Linked DNA regions of Homo sapiens: region 2 is linked to region 1. Evidence: chromatin contacts called from ENCODE Hi-C or POLR2A ChIA-PET data. All regions are on one chromosome and are shown on one strand. The core of a region is the stretch at or near the end of the contact, and the rest is flanking DNA. Distances in the headings are between cores, read along the strand shown.

Region 1 (6,302 bases), core at 2,788-5,287:
AAAAATTAGCTGGGCGTGGCTGCACACACCTGCAGCCCCAGCTACTTGGGAGGCTGAGGTAGGAGAATCGCTTGAATCTGGGAGGCAGAGATTGCAGTGAGCTGAGATCGCGCCACCGCACTCCAGCCTGAGCAACAAAGCCCGAGACTCCGTCTCAAAAAAATATATATATATATAAATTAATATATATATAAATTTATATATATATAAATTGTTGTTGTTTGGTTGCTTGTTGATTGTATTTCTACTTCACTTATTGCAAGCTTTGGGATCACAGGGACTCTGCTTTGTGATAAGCCTAGAAATGAGGATAGTTTTGACATTTAATCAATGCTCAGTAATTGTTGAACAATTGACTTAATAAACTAAAATGGCCCTGTCAAGCGGCTTTTCCCATAAAAGGGACATTCTGAAGTAAAACCAAGCCTTAACGTTAAAAGCAGAATCTGGTTGCAACTTTTTGGGGAGCAATTTTGCTCTAGCTTCAGAAAAATCTCAAGGATTGTCCTCCATGGGACACACTGATATACCAGGAAAAATAAGAAAGAACAATTTCTTGCCTTGAGGACGCTGAGTGACAGATTTCTTGCCTTAAAGGCCATTGAGAGGCCCTTTGGTTGAATTGCTCATTCTTACGAATTAGAAGCTGTCATTAATATCAATTAGGGCTGGGCTCGGTGGCTCACACCTGTAATCCCAGCACTTTGGGTGGCCGAGGTGGGTGGATCACCTGAGGTCAGGGGTTTCAGACCAGCCTGGCCAACATGGTGAAACCCCGTCTCTACTAAAAATACAAAAAATTAGCCGGGCGTGGTGATGGACACCTGTAATCCCAGCTACTTGGGAGACTGAGGCAGGAGAATCACTTGAACCGGGAGGCGGAGGTTGCAGCAAGCAGCGATGGTGCCATGGCACTCTGGCCTGGGCAACAGAAGCAAAACTCCGTCTCAAAAAATATATATATTAATTAGGCTCCAGGAAGGAGTACAGAGCCCACCTCGGCCCCTATGGGGTACTGTGGCTGTACAGGATGGTGGGTATGGTGCCCAGGACATCCCACTGAAAGGTTTCACCTACCCTAACACACTTGCTTCTTACCTGCGCTAGCTTCTGCCCGTCTGGCTTGCAGGAAGCACTATCAGAATCACTTATCTGGGTTAAACAACAAAATGCCCATGTGACAAATGCACATTTGGTAAAGAAGGCCCTGGGGCGATTATGTGCAGGCAGGCAAATCACACCCTTAACTGTTACTTTTGATTCAGAGAATGCGAGAGTTAAAAGGGATTTAGAGATTGAAAACACCAATCTGTGGACAGGTTAGAGGTCAAAGGCCAGCCTTTTGGGGAATGGGCCATATGCAGTGGGAAAAAAAGAGGCCCTGGGAACAAGTCACATCAGAGGACACCAGGCCTGGGTAACAGGGCCTGGTTTTGGGAGATGTGTCCAGTAGTGTGTGGCTTCACCGGGGAGCCTGGTCAGCCCAGGGCAGGAAGGGAAGGGAAGGGGCATGCAGTTTAACTTTACTTTCCTTCGCAACCCTCCTTCCCAGCCCACTCCTCCAGACGTGTACAACAAACAGGTACAGTCACTTGAGAAGAATTTTCCAAGGCAGCAGGTGGCTCAGGAGTGGTGAGCTTTATTAGAAAGCTCGTGGACTGGCTTCTGGTCATGGAATCATGGAGAACTGTGGTATAGAGTGTCATGAAGAATTCTCATAAACAGACGCCCTGGGAAATGAGGTCATTTATTGAAAGCAAGAGAACACAAAGACAGCTCAGCAGAAGCTCCAGGTCCTTCCTCCCTCTCTCCACTCTACAATCTTGCCCGATCTTTGCCTGTTTCTTACTCCCCACCCTTTCAAAATCTCTTGCAAACAATTGGAAGGGGAGAAGCTGAGGGAGAAGGCGAGGCAGTAATGAACAAAAATGGGAGAAGGAGGGATAAAGAGAGGAACAGGAGGAGGACTCGGGCCAAGAGACAGAGGGGAGTGGGAGGGAGCATGAGAGAGGCCCTGCCATGCGGCAGTCCTGTGACACACCGTCTAAGCTAGTGCAGCACGAACATAGCGCCACGGGTACTGCTTTGTTGGCAAAGGACATTTTCCTTAGAAAAGCTTTGGAGAATGTTGCCTAGTAGAAATCCCAGGGGGCCTGGCATGGATGCCTGGCATGGAGTCTGCTGCAAGGGGCTATGGACCTGGCAGAACTGTACATCCTTCAGACACTCATGGAGGGTCCCCTGGCCTTCTCTGATAACAGCTGGGGACATCACCGGCACCTGTGAACGGCAGTGCAGGCTGGAGGTGGTGTCATGGGGTGGATGGGGCTTGTTCTGCCTTCCATTCAGGCCATGGGATTAGCCTAAATGTCATGTCCATCTGCTCTGTAGCTTAAGAGCAGAGATCTTTTCTGCCTCCGGGGGCACCAACGGGGGCTCCCCTAGGACTGAGAGTGAGGCAGTGCCCTGGGTCACCTTCCTTTGCTCTTCTAGGTGCATTCTCATTCTTGTCCACCCTGCTCTGTGCCTCTGGGACTGACTCTTATGGGTTGCATTGGGGGGCTCCCTTGCTCACTGATACCCACTGGGCCTGGTCAATGGGCGAGACTGGCAAGAGTAGAGAGTGAGATCTGGTTATGATGCAACAGCTTCCATTTATCCCTCCAGATCCAGAATACAACTTTAAAGTGTTAGATAGTAACCAGTCACACACATCCTAAATGACATATGTGTCAGCCTAAATTAATCAAAAGGGTCAGAATCTAATTTAAAGAGAGTTTATTCAAGGGCAAAGTATGAAGGTGGCTGTCTGGGGAGTGGAGTGACACTGGAAATAGGTGATCAGTGTTCCCTACATTGGGTAAAATGAGGACCATTTATGTAGGCAAAACGGAGGTGCTGACTAGAATCACATTTTCCATACAAAAGCTAACATACAAATATAAGATTTGATTGGCTACTGTTGACTGTAAACTCTAAGAGGGTTGTTTAACATTTTATTGTAAAGAGGTAATCATCACAAGGGTCTCCATGTCCACATCATTTAGCCCAGGTTTGAATGAAGAATAGAGTCTGGTTAATGTATAACATCCCAGCACAAAAGTCAGAAAGCAACGGTGGCCATGCACCAGGGAAGGAAAACAGCCGTGTTCCCTGAGTCAGTTTCCAGGTCTTAATTTTTCCCTTTGGTGTAATAAATTCAGAAGGTCCTGAAATTTTATTTTCTTTTTACATATATATGTGTGACACCTACAACATTGACTCGGGGAATTCAGGAAGGCTGATTTGAACTGACTCGGACAGGCACCTTTGAAGAATTCTATTGGGCCTGTGCTAGCTGCCCACTTTTTTTCCACTGTCAATGTGCTTCAGGCAACAGAGGTAGAGCTGTGGGTCGTTCTGGGGACCTCCCTGTCACAATCCCTGGCTATGCCTTCTTGTCAAACACAGAATAGACCAACTTTTGATCTTTCACCTGACTGGGATGCGCCATTGTCAAGGGGCTTCAGATTTTGATTTCAGTTGGAACTATAGTCAAAGGCATGTGGTGTGGCCTTTGAGCTCGAAGCCCCAGAATCAAGGGTCTATTCATTCCTGACACAATTCCTGCACCGAACCTCCTACCCGTAACCTTGGCCAGGGCTGTATATTTTCTACTTGTCAAGGAGACGCAAGGATTGAAGAGGAGTCATTCCTCTAATGTCATGACACTCCCCCCCAACCAAAACACCAGTTCGAAGTTTAGTTTACCAAACGTTTCCCCAGGGATTGCCTTCAAGGCTACTTTCCAGCCACAGAGAAAACTAGTTCCTGGCATTCCAGTCACAGACACACGCTGTTGGTCTTCCTCTCCTTCACCTCTAGGGACTTCATGCTCCTCAATCCACCCAGCCCCCTCCTCCCTCCCTTTCCTCTTCCTCCCTCCCTTTCCTCTTCCTCCCTCCCTCTTTTTTGTCCTTTAGTCTCTCTCCCTCTTGGCCAGCTGCCTGGACACAGACAAGAGGGTCATAGATACGCGTTCCACAGATGTAGGCATGTAACTAAAGTCCATGCTGAGAACAGGACTGAAGGTCCCTCCCAGCTCCCTCCCAAGGGGCAGCACTTCCAGAAGCAGACCGATGCATCTATTTCCATGTTTTGCAAAATGTGCATGAAAATGACTGTCTGAGAGCAAGAAATCAAATCCTTAGAGCATTAGGAGGGAGCTCCTGGAAGACCATTCTTTCTACTTGTAAGATGCCTGCAAAAAGCAACTTCCAGACCAAAGGGAAAGAAGAGAATCCTGGACAAAGCATGAGGCAACAAACATGCAGCAACCCACCATAGCACTTTTCATCCCTTATGCTGGGACTTTGTCTTCAGAATGGACATTTTCCGGGCCAGATCACAAATCTGCTCATCCACTGGTTGAGTCTGCCTGTTTGCTTTTATTTCACCCTCCATCAGGTCTGGGCAGGTGAAATAAACAACTAGACACACAGTTTTCACTGCTAAGCAAAGACACAGGAAAAGAATAATAAGTAAGAGCTTAGTTATTGGTTGTAAATTACTGACACGAAAAGCTGCCTTGGAGGTGTTTGGAGACACCGGAAAATGTGCTGATGCCTGAAATCCAGCGGCTTGGTAGCTTTTGACCATGGTCAAAAAGCTGCCTCTGAGCCTCAGAAATTGTTCAGTCTGAAAATCAGATGGCTCACAGATGGAACTGCATTTTTTCCCCCTTCTTTCTATTGGGAGGGAGATGTTCTCTTAAGGGGGCTAAGTTATCTTTTGGCGTCGCACGTCAAGAGGATCAATGTCAGGAAAAAACAATGTTTGTTTCCTTTGTATTCTAAGATGTCCTATTTTTGGCATTCTTCCTTGAGGATGGCTTTATCTCGATGCAGAGACCAGGAAGTCAATTGTGTTGGCCAGAGCATCCTCCTGGCCAAGCTTCGTTCAAAGCTGCAGACGGCTCCACTTAGCCTCTGGCACCTCGTGCACTACTTGCCCAGGGCCAGCTCAGGCTTTTACCAAAGTCCATGTTTGAGGGGCCCAGATGGCTCACAACGCTTCCACCTTGTTTGTAAAATATTAGTTTTGTTCTTCAGATGAGAAGATTAAGCTTCATCTTATTCAATATCCTTTTAATCTGCCTCTGTTTCTGTGGCTCTCTTAGCCAGAAGTGGGTGGATGCTGACATTTGTGCCCCTGCAAGCAAACAAGATTTTCTCAGTTTTGTTACTAACAATAGAACAAATGACACTGTGAATGTCCAGGGAATTTTTGTGGCATCTAGTAGCAGTGGGTGGAAGGGGTGACGGGTGTAACTAACATGACTGCTTCGTTTTATTCTCCAAATTCAGTTGTTGCATGAAGATTTTAAAGAAATGTTACTCTTATTAAAACAACTCAGAAAAATTACCTCTTTTTCTTAGGGCTCATCTATAATACATGAATATTTCTCTCAAATTTAGCAGTTCTTTGATGTTAAAATTTTGATCCTTAGAATGTTTTCTTATTTTTTAAAAACATTTTAAGTTCTAAAAATAATGAATAGTATAATACCCTATGCATATTTCTATCACCCAGAAATATCAACTTAATTTTTAATATATTTGCTTCTAGCCTTTTTTCCCCCTATTTTAAATAATGAAAGCATCACAGAGGTAGCTTAAGTTCACTTCATCCTTGATCTCACCAACCTTGGTCCCTCACACCACCCCAACTATGCAATTATACCATGAGTGTGTTGAGTTTGGTGTGTATAATTTAAGATCATTTCCATATTTTACATGTAATACATACCCGTGAAATATAGAGTACATTTATATGTGTGTTTTGCTTTTTATTGAAGCAAAATGTGTATGTAAAAAGCATACATACTCAAAAGTTACAGCTCAGTAAATAACTATACAGTAAGCATATCTATGAACCAAACATCCATATAAAAAAAACAGAATTATTACCATCACTCAACCCTCATATTGTAACTTTGTATGTTAATTTTGCTTAATTTTGAATTCTATACTGGGTAATATAATCTTTCGTGTCTGGCTTCTTTTGCTCAACACTTAAGTGAAATTCAAACATGCTTTTGAATATAGCTGTAGTTCATTCATTTTCATTGCTGTATTGTTAAAAGAAAAACTTTAAACAAATCATATTTAACCAAGTTGAATAGAGAAAAGAAAGATTGAAGAACTGGGCAGCCCTCCACCTCCCAACCAGAATAGGTTCAAAGTGATTCCTGCTGTGTGGTCGGAGAGGATTTATGGACAGAAAAAGGAAAGGGAGGTATGGAAATTGCTGGGCTGGTTACA
Region 2 (6,716 bases), core at 4,217-6,716, 55 kb after region 1:
ATTTTATTTCATATATATTTCATTTATATATGTCAAGTAATAAAATTGCCACTCGTATTCAGTGCTGATGAGGATCAGGAAGAAATCATTATCATACATAGCAGGTGAAAGTATAAATTGTTACGTTTCTTTTGAAAAGCAATCTGGCAAGATAAGCAAATAGAATTAAAATAATTGAACCAGCACACAATTCTTTATTTATGAAATTACTCTATAGAATATAAACGTAGGTCCCCCAGGATATATGTGAAAATATGTTGAAGCATTAGCTGTAGTTGCAAAAGAGTGCAAAAAGTTGAAGTCCCATCAATAGGAAAAAGATTGAATAAACAGGGACATATCCATGCCATAGAAGCTGTTGAAAATGCTGGCATTTTACAATTATATTTATTGTGATGGTTTTCATACTGGTGAACTCTGAAAACCATCTAAAACTTTAACCATATGGTTTGTAGTAATTAATTATGTACAGCCAGCAAATAAAACCCTCTGTAGCCATAAAAATTCGCTGGACATACTCCCAGCAACTTAGGAGGCTGAGTTGGGAGGACTGCTTGAGCCCAAGAGCTCAAGACCACTCTGGGAAACACAGCAAGACCCTGTCTCGAGAGAGAGAAGAAAAAAAGGCATGTAAGTATAGCTATTTTCATGTGGTGTTTAGAGTGTCTCTTGTTAAAGTGAAAATCAGTTTACAAAATAGCAGTTATTTTTATTTAAATCTCAAAGTCTTATAGGACTATCAGATGCTGTATAAATATAGTGAAGACTATCAAAAATCAATCACAATTTAATCCTAAATAGCATATTCATAAAATCATTTCAGTTAAAATTGGTCAATAAACAGAAATGCTCCGTTTTATCAAAAAGATCCAACACTGCCTCAAGGTTCTTAGAAATTTTTAGTAAGATAAGAAAATGAAATTACATTATAAACATTGAAAACTAGAGCTTACTGATTATACTACCATGTAGCTATAAACATCTGAGACTAATAATTGAATTAATAAAAATCATGTTAGGTTTTTAGATATAACCTAAATATTCAAAATCAATATTCCCCCACCTCCAATTTAATCAAAAAGCACCAAAAAGAAATGGCTAAAATATCCCACTTATCATACAGACAGAAACCCTAAAACATAGAGGAGTAACAAAAATACACTGGATTTCAAAGAAGAAAACAATAAAATCTTATTAAAGGACATGAAAGAGTTTCCAAACTAGTAGAAAAATGTTACATATTCCTGGGTGGGAAGCCTTACTACAATAAAAATATTGATATCCCTAAATTAGCATTTGGACATAATGCAATTCCAGTTAGAATTCCATCAAATATTTAAATTAGATTAAAGGATCTTAAAATTTATAGAGGAGAATAACTATCTGTGGTCAAGATACTTTAGAAAAATAATTGCCTTACCAAATATGGGAAAACTCTAAAGCATTGTAATCGCATCAATAGGGTATTCATCTAGGAATAAATAAATAAGAGTGAGACAGAAAGAAGAATGCAAAAATAAAGGCAAATAAATAGAGCATAGCTAATAATTTAAGTGAGATTTAAATTTAGTGGGAAAAGAATGGATTATTTAAAATAAGCACTGCTACTATCTGTAAAATAAAATTGGGCGCCTACTTACTTCATATAAAAAATAAATTCCAGATGGCTTATAGACTGAATGCCAAAAGAAGTAAATAAATAAAATAAGCAATAATTTCTGCAGAAAAATCTAGGAAAATCTGTCTAATATTGGGAGAGGAAGATGTTATTAACAAAGACTAGAAACTCAGAAGGTAGAAAATTAAAAACACATATTTGACCCATACAAATTGTACACTTTTAAAAACGGACAAAACAGCAGATCTGGAAAAATACTTCTAAGGCAGAGAATAGTGTCTTACAATATCTGTAATACACAAAAAGATCTCAGGAATTGATGAAAAGGGAAATGCACTCTAACAGAAAAGTGAGTAAAGAAGATGAATAATCACTTCACAAGAATAAATCCACACAGCTAAGATGAATATGGAAAATGATCAAACCACTAATTGTCAGGGGGAGTCAAATTATAATAACAAGTCACCTTTCATCCATACAGGCATGTTTATGTGTGTGGGTGTGTGGAATTAGATAAACTTAGAAAAGTATGGAAAGATAATTATGAGGTTGTCTGAGTAGTTCATATGAGATGATGGGTTAAAAGGTGGGATGGAGAATCAAAGGAAAAAAGTAAAGAAAAAAGACTAAATTTGAAAACACTGCATTTAAGTAAATTACATCTATTTCTTGAATAAAAAATGTTTAAAGATTAAATCAATAAGCGTCTCTAAGAAGTACAGTGTTAAGGCCTCAGGCCCCGGCACCAGGCCCCTTATTGACCTTGACCCCTCATGGTCTATGTGACCTTGGGCAATTCATTCATGCAACAGAAAATGGGGATAATAATGGCACATATTCATATGATTGTTTTTAGGATAGGTTGAAATTATAAACTTAATTGACTTGTCACAGTTCCAAGTACTGTGCGTAATAAATGCATTGCAAATGTCAGCTACCATTATTACCGAACAAGTGTAATCTTGAACAAAGACTTACTGTACTTTTTAAAGCAACTTACTTGATGAAAGTTAGCATATGTTTACAAATTCTTTTCTCTTCCATCAAAGAAATGGAGACTGAGGACTAGAAATGATAAAAACGAAATGCTAGGACCCGCCACCAATTGTAGAATTCACATAAATGATGACAAAACTGCTCCAAAATTATAATGGAAGTCAATGAGAAGATAAGAGAATAAAAACTTAATTTTCTGCAACTTTCCAAAATCATAACTATTTTTTAAAGTAAGGAACATCTGCTCAATACTGAAAATTATAGTTTCTTTTAGCAACAGAAATTAGTACAGTATCCTATCATCATTAATGCTCCTGTAAGCTCCTTCCCTGTCACCTGGACTGCCTGACTTGGTAGCGCCTGCTATTTATGCCCCAGCCACTTAACTGCTTAGCAGTTTTCCTTACTGTAAAAGTACAAGAACCCACTTAGCACAGCCCAAACCTTCTTCATGGTGTGCAACAATCTCATGGCATCTCCTACAAGTTTCCTAGTTATCCCAAATTAGCCATTTATCCATAGACAGTGTCAGTTCTCAAGCTTTAATAAGAATCATTGGTAAGCGTGTTAAATACAGATTCCTGGGCAATCACTGTAAACACTGGATTTTGTAAGTCTGTGGTGGAGCACAGGAATCTGTGTTTTTCAACAGATCACTTAGGAGATTCTCATACAAGTGATCCAATGACTGCACTTGGAAATGACTGCACTGCTTTAAGAATAGTGTAAACCTTGGAGCCTATTAGACATGCAGAATCTGGGGCCTTACCTAGGACCTGCTGAATTAGAACCTACATTTTAACAAGATCTCCAGGCGACTCATGTGCCTGTTAAGTTTTGAGAAGCACGTTAATTTTGAAAGAACATCCTCATTGTCTGAAATAACCTGGAAGAGTAAGTAGAGTCTTTCAGTTCCAAAGGTGTTCAGTTCAGTTCTAAAGAATCGCACGGAAGAATCACACAGAAGAAATGCATGGACTACATATTTTAGTAAGAGTTTTATCATTGCTTTCAGGTTTTAATTCAGTTTTACAGTTCTTGTTGAGAAATACCGTATACTAAACCTCATTCTCCAATTTGGTTGCCTTCTCGAGGACATAAGGGTTTCTTGCTGAGCTCTTTTTATCCTCTGTTTTACACAATTATTTTGGGAGGTTGCTGGCTCACCAGGGAAATAATGTGCTATTTTCTATACAATATAATTTTCCTAACTCTACATTTTACATATCGGGTTCATGCCCTCACTAAATTCAAACATTTTATTTGTTTGCTTAAGGCAAGACATTGGGGTCATTCCCCAAACAAGTATCTCATCTGATGAAATCAGGAAGGTGCTTCTGGTGTCAAAGGGAAGTGTCTCATCTCCAGGGAGGGACTCCAACTTTTTGGCCGGGGGAGCAAGAACATCTGTTTCAGTCGTGATCCGTCCTGTTGGCTGAGCTGTCGGTGGGGGTGTTTGGGATGCAGCCCTGGACCTTCATCGGAAGACACTGCTGTGGTCATCAAAGGATATTTGCCATGGAATCCAGGACACACCCATAGGGAATAAATACACAGTTATGAAAAAATGATTACCAATAAAATAGTGACCTAGAAAGGCCCACAAGCTGGCTCAGGCCCTGGCTTTTTCTCCCCTCTTCTATTTTTACTCATTGGAAATAGACAAGAACATTTCAGAAAGAACATCCTCACTGTCTGAAATAATCTGGAAGAATAAGTACAGCAGTTCAGTTCCAAAGGCATTGTGGATACTCCATGTGTATTTTCATCAGCTGGTAACAATTTCTTAAAAACAAGACTTGATATGTGGCATTTTGCTCCTCAAGTCCATTTTAAATTATCTGTCCTCTCACCTAACAGGTTATAGGGAACACCCAGGAGGCCATAGGTATGAGGAGAGGCAGAGGCTACAGTAGCTCAGAGATCAGCCACGTGGAGTTCTGAGGCACTGTATTAGTCTGTTTTCATGCTTCTGATAGAGACATACCCAAGACTGGGCAATTTACAAAAGAAAGTGGTTTATTGGACTTACAGTTCTACATGGTTGGGGAGGCCTCACAATCATGGTGGAAGGCAAGGAGGAGCAAGTCACATCTTACATGGATGGTGGCAGGTGAAAAGAGAGCTTGTGCAGGGGATCTCCCATTTTTAAAACCATCAGATCTCGTGAGACCCATTCACTGTCATGGGAACAGTAGGGGAAAGAAGATGATTGAATCATCTTCTACTGGGTCCCTCCCACAACACATGGGAATTATGGGAGCTACAAGATGAGATTTGGGTGGGGACACAGAACCATACCGTATTAGGCACCTTCTCATGTAGCTTACTTGAGGAGATTCCCTCTCCCCTCTACACACACACCTTCTCCAACCTGATCCCAAATGAAGCCTTTCCATAGCACCATCTATTGCAACTGGTCTGAGACCTTATGAATCGGTGGACCTAACATGCCCAGCTCATGGTCAGGGACTCCTCTTTCCTGGGACCCTTCTCGTTCCCACTGAAATTTATGTATCCAGTTTGAATCTATTTTCTAAACAATATAGCCATTGACCTTTTCTCTTAGGAAAATAACAATTAAAAACACAAAAATCTGCTCAGGCCGAATATAGCCTTCAGGAAATACCCTTAAGCTTTAACCAGTGCACAGCCAGTCACTTGGTGCTTGCTGTAAAGGAATTTATAATGGGAAAACAATGTTCCCCAGGAAACTGGTTTACTTTCAGACACGTTATTAGACAAAGGGAGTAAAGGAGAGTCAGGGAAGTGAGCCAAGAAACCTGTGGGGCCGAGGGCTGCATGGCTGAGTCACTATGTGGGCCTGGTGTGCCAGTCCAGCAAGAGTGGTGCGATTCTCTCACATCTGTGTCTGTCCCGAGCCAGAGACCTGACCTCCAGCAGACATCCTTAGAAGGGCGCCAGTCCAGTCTTCTCATTTCACAGAGGAGGAAGGTAAATTTCGAATCTCAGGGGACTTGCAGGGATCACCCTCGCAGCTAATGATGGTGCTGGAACCCTGTGCCACCAGAGGCACAGAATGTGGGAAGCCATGCAACCACAAGGAGGGAGGATGGAAGGACCTGAGGGGCCAGCAAGAAGGTGGGGCCAGTGAGAAGGCAGGGCCAATGAAAAGGCAGGTCAGTGAGAAGGTGGGGCCAGCAAGAGGGTGGGGCCAGTGAGAGGGCAAGTCCAATGAAAAGGCGGGTCAGTGATAAGGTGGGGCCAGGAAGAGGGTAGGGCCATTGGAAGGGCAGGGCCAATGAAAAGACAGGTCAGTGAGAAGGTGGGGCCCGAGAGAGAGGGTGGGGCAAGAGAGGGGTAGGGCCAGCAGAGGGTGGGACTAGTGATGGGGTGAGAAGAGTGATGGGGCAGGCCAAAGGCTGTATCTCTAATGTAGAAGAACCATTGAATTTTGAACAGGGATGTAAGGTTACTAGCTGTGAAATTTGAGGCACATCACCTAATGTCTCCAGTATTACCTGGAGCAGGCAACATCTTTTCCATCTACTAAACTTGGAACTTCTCAAGGGAAATTATGAGTCTTGGGATGTCATAAATGTCCACATACGAGGTGATTATGGCAGTCAGCCCTTGCATTAGCAGAGGTGAGTCCCATCACGAACCAGCAAGTCATCCTCCTGGTGTCATTTCTTCACCTACATACAATAAGGGTTGGATTAAATGAATTATGAGATCTTTTCCAATTCTAAAAAAAAATTCTGGTCCTGAGGTAAGTTTTCAAAATTTATTTTTAATTATTATACATTTAAAAAGAACAAAACATTTTGCTCTTCAATGGAGAGGAATCAGGCCAGACAGCTGCACAGGAAAAACAGATGTTTAAAAATACATTTTATGGATAAAGTGTATTTTTTTTTTCCTTTTCCTGGTTCCTTTTGACCTGTGGTTTTTTGGTTTGACCCTTGTTGTGAAAACAGAGCTGGATACACACGTATTTCTTAGGCTTCCTAAACTCCTGAAATAGAGCAATGCAGGAACACCTGCTGAGAACGTGGGGAGGGGGCAGGGGGCTGCAACCTTCCACATCCAGGAAGAAACCAGGCTGAGGTCTCTGTTCTGGAGCCATTAGTGACATGAC

The links. A loop is a pair of places that touch in the nucleus more often than their neighbours do. ChIA-PET counts read pairs that join two places held with the same protein, here RNA polymerase II (POLR2A).
Region 2: a loop to region 1 is called in a map of Right ventricle myocardium inferior, with 2.0 times the contacts of the local background. The contact joins two enhancer-like sites. A Hi-C loop is called at or near these places in 1 of 168 maps with a recorded cell type or tissue (Right ventricle myocardium inferior). POLR2A ChIA-PET finds 5 or more read pairs at or near these places in 6 of 52 experiments (HEK293, OCI-LY7, PC-9 and 3 more).

What each region holds. Positions count from the first base shown.
Region 1 is chr6:150,545,331-150,551,632 of GRCh38, reverse strand. No RefSeq gene overlaps it. Among named protein-coding and RNA genes, the nearest start is that of PLEKHG1, 51 kb to the left of the region's middle. Within about 2 kb of position 4,037, at least 2 of the 41 ENCODE cell types and tissues checked have a DNase peak (open chromatin) inside an H3K27ac peak, as active enhancers do.
Region 2 is chr6:150,491,826-150,498,541 of GRCh38, reverse strand. No RefSeq gene overlaps it. Among named protein-coding and RNA genes, the nearest start is that of PLEKHG1, 100 kb to the left of the region's middle. Within about 2 kb of position 5,466, at least 7 of the 41 ENCODE cell types and tissues checked have a DNase peak (open chromatin) inside an H3K27ac peak, as active enhancers do.